Regions from separate parts of the Homo sapiens genome. Here region 1 is linked to region 2. A link is a loop called in an ENCODE intact Hi-C map of the cell type or tissue named here. Cell type or tissue: PC-9. All regions are shown on one strand. Links, peaks and the distances in the headings refer to the core of each region. The heading gives the core; the rest is flanking DNA.

Region 1 (4,392 bases), core at 305-4,304, 170 kb after region 2:
AGGCAGGCAGATTGCTTGAGGTCAGGAGGCCAACATGGTGAAACCCCATCTCTACTAAAAATACAAAAATTAGCCGGGCCTGGTGATGGGTGCCTGTATTTCCAGCTACTCAGGAGGCTGAGGCAGGAGAATCACTTGAACCCAGGAGGTGGAGGTTGCAGTGAGCTGAGATCATGCCGCTGCACTGTAGCCTGGGCGACAGAGTGAGACCCTGTCTCAAAAAAAAAAAAAAAGACAGATTGTAGACATGGAAAACAGATTAGTGGTTGCCAGGTGTTAGGGACATTGGGGACTAGGTTGGGCAGGGCAGTGAGTATGAACAGGTGGCATTAGGGAGAGCTTGGTGGTGACGGAACAGTTCTGTATCTTGATTGTAGTTGTGATTACACAAATCTACACAAGTGATCAGTGACACAGCACCACACACACACACACACACACACACACACACACACACACACACACAGAGTTAATTTCCAGGTTTGATACTTATATCATGTAAGATGTAGTAAACATTGGAGGAAGTTGGATGAAGGCTATGTGGGATCTCTCTGTAACTTTCTCGTAAATCTTTGCAGCTTTTTGTGACTCTATAATTATTTTAAAATAAAATTTTTTTTTTTAAATGGAAAGTTTATAGGGTATGTAGATAAATTAGAAACAACAGAAGGCCAAGTAAAAAAGTGCTGAAGGAAGCCTCTACCCAGGCTGGAAATGAGAATGTTGAATGCAATGGTAGAGGAAGGACTCTCCCCATCTGTGGGTGGGTCCAGTTCCTGTAGGACCCTTGGGGAAGCCATGACCCCCATTCTCCCAAACACACAATAGGAAAATACCAGAGAAGTTTTGTTTACCTGTTAGCTTTTAAACAAAACAGAACCCTGCATCTTTGTCTTAGATACAAAATAACCTTCATGGGTAGGGGGAAGGGACATTAATAAAAAGAGCTATAATTTACATTGTTTTTCTTGAATGTTTTTACTTCACGAAATTTGAGAGATGATTTAAGAACAATAATGTACATATAATGGCTCCCCAGCTTACCATCCTATTACACACACATCGCATAAGTTCGTATTATTTGTCTTGTTTGGAAATCAGTCCAACTTTCTGACCCTTGTTCTATATATAACTATAGATCCCAAAGGTTCAGCTGCTGGGCTAGCATTTTGTCTGCTATTTCCTAAATAATGGTAGGTAAGCAGGAAAAGTGCCAGTCTTACTTGTCCCTGACTCTTGGTGGTTCGTGGCATGTTCAGGATAGTATTTGAAACAAGAGCTCATTACAAAGTAATGGAAACCCCTTGCTTTTATTGTGTATGCAGCAAAAGCAACATTTGGATCAATTTACAAGTTTCTGCAAAACACCGTCAAGAAATAATTTCGGTTGTGCTTTAGCAAGAAAATAATGGATCTGTGCTATACCACATGCCTTTTGGTATCCCTCACTGGGCTTTGCCAAAACACTGACTGCAGGAGCTAGACTACTGTTAGGCAGAGACACTGCACTCCCTTTGCTGTCCCTGCCTTCTCTCCTAGCGACTCCTCCAGGTACACAGGCCAGGGTCACAGTATCAGAAAGCAGCTCTGTTTTCCTCCAGAACCCCCCAAGCTTCCTTTCTGCAGCACTGTCTCTCCCACATGGAACCAGCTGGCTCACCAGTCAACAGCCTATGACACACAAATGCCTTGAGGATGCAGCATGTATTTTGTCTGGAAGCAAGCAACACGCTCTTCCTTTGTAGGCTGTTTCTCCTTTTGCTTGCAATGTGAGTGGCTTATCTTGGGTGGGCTTGGGGGTGAGATACCATGTGACCACATGAACACTTCAAAACAGTTGCTTTTTCTAATGCATGCTGTAATAACAATGAAAAGCATATCCTTATGGTTTTTTTAATGCAAGAAGACAGACTCAATTATGTGTGTTTTTGATTTTTTTTTTCTTCTTCAACAGCATGTACTGCATCCCTTGTGAAGGTCCTTGCCCGAAGGTCTGTGAGGAAGAAAAGAAAACAAAGACCATTGATTCTGTTACTTCTGCTCAGATGCTCCAAGGATGCACCATCTTCAAGGGCAATTTGCTCATTAACATCCGACGGGGGAGTAAGTATTCCATCCCCCTGGAAAAACGGCTAGATCTCATGGTTTTCTTTTGTTGATGCTTTTCATGCTCCCGTCCCTGAGTCACCACTAAAATATGGGCTTAGATAAACAACATGGTGTGTAAGCCTCACGCATGACGTCTCTTCTTTGAGTTTCCCTGAAAGATAAAGAACAGATTGAAAGGCAATCTGTCTTTTAGCCATTGGCACGTCATTTATTCCTGTAAAGAGGGTCATCGCTCATCTTTTTGTTAGTCACATCTTGCATAGGAGAGGCAAGCCCTGACACATACAAACCCCAGAAGAGACCATTGGATCAGACGTGTGACTCAGCAGACTCCAGCTGTAGCCAAATCCACACATCTTTCAAGTCTAAAGAGTTTTGGTTACTTGAATTTACTGAGAAGACTGAGCAAAGGGAAGTTTAGTGATATCACGTTAAAATTTTATGAAGTCCAAAAGAATGCTAGATTTCCAAATTTACTTGTGAGAGACAAAAGGATACAAGTGTGTGTCATTGTGTACATAAAGTTTCGGTCTCACCCCTGTACAATGACCTTTATTTGCAATAGATGGCATTCCTGGTAAGTTGCTTCTGAGTTGGATTTGTGCAAAGGATTTCCCACTGACTTAGCCTATGATCTCTTCACTTCTTTGGTTTTTTGTGTGTTTGTTTTTTGGTTTTGTTTTGAGACAGGGTCTCACTGTATCACCCAGGCTGGAGTGCAATGGCATAATCATAGCTCACTGTAACCTGGAACTCCTAGTCTCAAACAATCCTTCTGCTCAGCCTCCCACGTTGCTGGGACCACAGGCACACACTACCATGTCTGGATAATTTTAAAAATCTTTTCACTTCTGATTTTTCATTGCCAAGGGCTTCTAGTAATGGTGCCTTAAATTCTCTGCCACTGGGACCACTTGGTCAAGGTACTGATAGTTTTATAAGCTAGAATAAATATCGTAAAATGGCTTTGAAGTTGAAAGGAATTTTGGGGGGGGAATCCTTTTATGAAGAATTTTTTTTTTTTTTTACAGTTTGAGAGGAAAAATAATGTATTTTGAGAATGTGTTTTCCTTAATATTTGTTAAATGAGTAGACTGTATTCTTAAGGTTTAGAAAGGACAGAAACAAGTTTGTGCTTAGTTCTTCTGAATTAGTTGATATCCCTTGTTGCTGTTCACAATACACCCACTCCCAGCCCTCCGTGATGGAGATAACTCTGTTCCCCACAACTAGGGCTTGCCCACTCTCATGGTACTTCTGATGTTTAATTCTTTTGGCTGTGTCTGCATTTCCTCATTTACTTTTAATTTGCTTATCCCTAGAACATACCTTTTGAGTGCCTAAACTTTTTTATCTTCCTGTCCTGAAGACAAAAATTTAATCTGTGAATTAAACCCATGGAGAAGTATCATTTATGAAGGGATTGGTACATATTGATGCATGATGATGAAATGTGTCTTCTGGTTTATGTCCATTGCAGGAAATAGATTGGATTTAGGATGATGGGACATCTCATTAGAGGGGAAATTTCCTGATCTTGACTAAGGCATGCTTCCTGCCCCACGTTTAAAATTCAGGATCTCTTCCTTAAAACATCAACTGCACGCAACCTCTCATCTTTCCAACTTGAACTTCCCTTTAATTTTTCTTGGAAAGCTATTAAATTAAATTAGATGTAGGGCTTTATCCTTTAGTACCCTTATTATTTTATTTGTATCAACTCAAAGCAAAATAGAGCATTTTATTAAATATGTCTTCATAAATTACGCACAGTAAAATCCCATTAATTGGACCACACCCAGTTCATTATAGTGTTTATTATAATTTTAGCATTAGTTGAACTGAAAATTGGTTTTTGTTTACTATGAGAAAAAGGTAGACTAAACAAGATGAAACCTGTTGTTTGCATATTATGTTTGTACATCTTTATTAGCAACTATTTTTCCAACTATTTTCAACTATTTTTCCAACTATTTTCTAGTTATAAAAGCAATACATAAATACTATAGAAAATTTAGCAATGCAGAAATGAATTTTTAAAAATCCCTCATAGATAGCCATTGTTAACATTTTGGTGTATTTTCTTCAAGTCTTAGTAAAATGGAACCTTTAAATATAGATCCCTGTATCTTAGGAATTAGAAAGGCAGCAAAGGCAGTTCCTAATGAGATGGAGAAAATGTTGATTTAGTCATGCCCTTGTACTGTGGGGGCCATACTGTCTGTTGACAGAGCATATTAAAAGACGTTCCCTACATTCGTCAGCCTTAGCTAATTGGCAGTC
Region 2 (4,392 bases), core at 108-4,107:
AAACCCATCAGATCTCGTCAGACTTATTCACTATCATGAGAATAGCACGGGAAAGACCAGCCCTCATGATTCAATTACCTCACCTGGGTCCTTCCCATAACACATGAAAATTCTGGGAGACACAATTCAAGTTGAGATTTGGGCGGGGACACAGCCAAATCATATCACCCTCTTAGCAAGGACTGTGTTCGTGATCATGACTGGCATTCACTGAACAATGACTAGGTGCCAGGCACCTCGCCAGTATTCTTTAATCTTTGCACAGTCTGTAGGGTGGATATGGATATTACTGTTCCATTTTTTGTGGAAGAGGAAATGGAGGCAAGAGACCTGATTATAACTTGTGCAAGGTGCCATGCAGCTAAGCAGCCAGCCCAAATCCAGACCTGCTTTCCTATGATTTTCCTGCCCATTACTCTCCCATCGTAGCTCACCTAATACTTCCTAGTGGGCTGCTGCTGAACACACACCCAGGGATGACTTAGTGGCTTGTCTTGCTCTGAAGAAGGCTAGGCACCATGTTGGATGAGTTCTTGAAGATGTCTTGCTCTAGTCAAGAAACTTTTAAATCTTTGGAGTTTTTGTCCACATCTGCCTAGTTCTTAGTAAACATGATGTGGGTTCTATTAGCATGGCGCCCTCCCTCCCTTCCTACCACCTTTATATGAGCGGAGAACATCTATGACTCTTATGAGAAAGGAAAGATGAAAATCAGAGTGACATAGTATAGTTAAATTGCAGATGCTTAATTATAAAACAGCTTGTTTCTGAATTTTAATTCCTTGCTTTTCTCTGACTTTTTAAATTCCCCTCCTTAGGCAGAATTCATTTTTACATTGATGATTTTTTTTTTTTTTTTTTTTTTTTGAGATAGAGTCTTGCTCTTGTCACCCCGGCTGGAGTGCAATGGTGTGATCTTGGCTCACTGCAACTTCCGCCTCCCGGGTTCAGGCAATTCTCCTGCCTCAGCCTCCTGAGTAGCTGGGATTACAGGCATCTGTCACCATGCCCGGCTAATTTTTTGTATTTTTAGTAGAGATGGGGTTTCACCATGTTGGCCAGGCAGGTCTCGAACTCCTGACCTCAGGTGATCCACCCACCTTGGCCTCCCAAAGTGCTGGGATTCTAGGTGTGAGCCGCCACACCTGGCCTGATGAATTATTTTCATGTGTGGAACAAAACTTTGATGCTGATCAGTGATTAGGTACCTTTGTTTGGTTCATTTTTAACTAAGGAGATTTCTTTCTTTTTAAAACCATTCTTTAATCTTGTAAAAATATCATTTAATGGGTGGATGTTTTAGCTGTGATGAATGACAGGTTGTCGTAAAGGAAGAAAGGTATGTGGTTTCCAGTAAACTTTTAATTCTTTTGCAAAATAAAAATAACAGTCGTACAGAGAGTAAAATATATGAAGAGTCAGGAAGTGATTTATCAAAATCAGATCTTGGACTGCTGGTTTTACCATGAATTAGGCTCTTGGAAAGTGATTGGGCCAGTGTAGGTTTACATTTTTTTTTTCTTGTTTTATTTGTCAAAGCAAACTTGTGGTTGCCTGCCCGTAGTTTAATTCTGCCTCCTTTGGGCAAACAACCGACTTTTACTGGGAGTCTTTCTCAGGGAGATAAAGGTGCACCCTGAAACTCTGCTCTCTGATTCCTCAGCAAAGTCAGTCCTGAGTATGGGGCTTGGGTGTCTCTGCAAGGCCTTGCAAGTGAGATGGGCTGTCACCTGAGCTCAGGTGGGGCTGCTCCTGCCTTGGACAGCCTCCCCAGCTTCTCCTGCATTATACCCAGGGGCTGGAGGGCAGAGAGCAGGTCTTCTTCTGCTGGTCGGGGCAGTCACAGGCTTTCCTCTCGGCCTGCTTGTCCTCCGGGTGGGTCCAGCACCCGCTGGGATTCCTGTGGGCTTAGTCACTGTGTGGCGGCGGCAGAAGGACTGGGGAAACCGCCGGCCGGCCCTGGTGCGCTGTCACCCCGAAGGAATGCGGGCCAGGCCGGGGCTGCTGGGCCTGGAAAGTTCTCCAGTCCCTGTTGCAGATCTGGCCTGCCGACTCAAAGTAAATCTCTCTTCCCCTTTATTTCCCATCAAATAAAAAAGGAACACGAGGTAGCCACTGTACTCACTGAAGATGCATTGTTTTTTTTTTTTTTTTTTTTTTAAGCGAGCAGCAGCAAGATTTATTGTGAAGAGTGAAAGAACAAAGCTTCCACAGCATGGAAAGGGACCCAAGCGGGTTGCCCTGAAGATGCATTTTTTAACTTGCTTTTTAACTAAGTATTTTTGCTCTGAGCTTTCCTGGATCTGTAAACACACCCCCAGCTATTCAAGATGGGCTTCTTGGTGAAAAGTGATGTGTCCTAGGAGAAATCACGCCTGTTGTTGCCGCTGGCCATCACAGATCCCGGTGCCTGTCTGTGAAAGGCTGGCCGGGCTGGGTGGGGATGAGAATGGTCGGGTTGTCTAGACTCAGCCTGGACTGTCTTTGACTGGAGGGGCCTGAGCTCCTCCTCCACTGCTCAAGACCCCGGTTAAGGGGACAGCAGAGCAGGGATGAGAAGTGGCCCTCTTCACATCACCTCCCAGCAAGAGGGCCTGACTTAGTGCTCCCACCATTGCCAGCCCCAGTTTCAGGGTCCCACTCAGTTGTATTTGAATAGGTCTCATGACATGTGCTTTGCTTGAAGAGCGGCTATTAGCAGCAGACGTTCAAGAGGCTGAGCTCAAGCAGGTGAGCATGTTCTGAGCCATTGTGAACCCAGTGAGGTGCCTATGCTGATGCCCAGGGCCGCCTGGGCGGGGTCAGGCCCCCATCGCTTCTTCATCCTAGCTCTGGGAGTGCATTCTGCACTCTCCCGAGGCCAGCTGGTGGCCTTTGGTGATCACCCTCTCTGTAAGTTTTTAAGTGGCTTCCTTTCCTCTGGTGGAGAAGCCAGCACCTTTATCCTATGACAAGAAAGCTCTTTGTAGTAGGTGGTAGTAGAATCAGACAGATCTGGCTTAAAATCTTGGCTGTGCTACCTCTTGGCTCTGCACATTGGTGAAGAGAATTTACCTTCCTAAGGCCTCTCAGCTACACGACTGTGGACACTCAGCTTCCTTCTAAGGTCGTTGTGAGAGGTAAAGAAAAGGGGTTAGTCCAGGGCCAGACATGGCACAATGCCTCAATGAAATATTAGCTGATACTATCATAATTTTTAAATTCCCATAGGACTCACTGTTAAAGGATTACAAGGCTGACACAAAAAATACTGCATTTTGAATTTGTGTCTGATTTATACATTTCCAAAGAGTGGAATTCTCACTACAACAGCTGTTCTTTGAAAGGTTAGATCTTTGTTCTGAGATAAATTAAGTGGAAAAAGGTGTAGAGCATTATATGTACTCTGATTCTTCAGGGCTTAATTTAAAAAGAGCATGTTTGCTGGTGAATGCTGGTTCAATCATTAAGAAGTTTTTGAGAAGGAATCCCAGAAAGTAATAAGCACTTATTTTTCATGGAAAGGAACCGGAAGTGCTTGGTGACCTCCACAGGTAATCTTGTATTATTTTTGCACTGTTTGGAATTTTTTAACCATGTGCTTTTATTTCTTCTATTCTTTTCAAAGGTCAGTAGGTGTTATCTGGACAATAGGGTTCTGGTCTGTTTTCTGTTTTCTTCATTGTACTGTGCATTAAGAAAAACCCTAATGTGCTTTTTTTTTTTTTTAAGTGAACCTTTCCACATCTCATTGTCCTTCAGTGAGAGCAGGCTGTGTGTGTGGTCTTGGTGAACTGTCCCGTTCCCTGGAGACAGTATCTGGGGGCCTCCCTGCCCTTCCCAGTAAGAGCTGGGCCTTCACAGGAATAGAGGCCTAGGATTCGCCTTCATCCTCTTGAAGAGCCCTAACAGTAGGTCCTGGCTGGGGTCTGGCATAGAATGCCCTTGGCACGATGTGTGTGAGTGTGTCTTTCCTTAGTAAATGGCCTTGAAAATGCCATGTGCTTCTGGCAGGCCTGGATAAGGTTTGCCCTGCATAACCCTTGGAAAGCACAGTTCTCACTTGTAACACCCTGTCTGCAGGTCCATGATATTGTAATTAAAAAGTTATGGGATCACAAGGGCCTATTTAAAGGGCATCTGGTCTAAAGGCACAGTTAAAAGCAGAATTTGTGTCAGTGGCTCCCTTAATTTCTCAAATATGGTTCTGTTTCTAAATTCATCCCACTGGATGTCTGTGTTGAGTTTTCTGTTGATGAAAGAATGTTTAAAAATGAGGCAGATCCAAATTCTAATGTCTGAGTGTACCACTGCTTAATTACTTTGGGCAGGTCACCTCACCTCTCTTGGAAAGAAAGGTGATATACTACATCTGTGATTTTCAATTTTTTTTTTTTTAACTAGACCCACAGT

The links. A loop is a pair of places that touch in the nucleus more often than their neighbours do. Peaks named below come from ENCODE experiments on the same cell type or tissue, not always from the same donor. Only the 100,000 strongest peaks of a DNase experiment are listed, where the experiment ranks them.
Region 1: a loop joins it to region 2, with 5 times the contacts of the local background. A loop is called at or near these places in 4 of 110 quality-filtered maps.

What each region holds. Positions count from the first base shown.
Region 1 is chr15:98,894,803-98,899,194 of GRCh38, forward strand. IGF1R (insulin like growth factor 1 receptor) reads left to right here. Exons shown (of 21, transcript NM_000875.5): 4 at 1,955-2,103. Among named protein-coding and RNA genes, the nearest start is that of PGPEP1L, 110 kb to the right of the region's middle. RefSeq lists an enhancer at 1,505-2,704. In PC-9, for the core only: no CTCF peak of the experiment used is centred there; DNase peaks (open chromatin) are centred at 2,349 and 2,629; H3K4me3 peaks cover 1,204 bases; H3K27ac peaks cover 3,188 bases.
Region 2 is chr15:98,725,870-98,730,261 of GRCh38, forward strand. The region is part of intron 2 of IGF1R (insulin like growth factor 1 receptor); the gene reads left to right. Among named protein-coding and RNA genes, the nearest start is that of MIR4714, 56 kb to the right of the region's middle. In PC-9, for the core only: no CTCF peak of the experiment used is centred there; a DNase peak (open chromatin) is centred at 1,862; H3K4me3 peaks cover 818 bases; H3K27ac peaks cover 4,000 bases.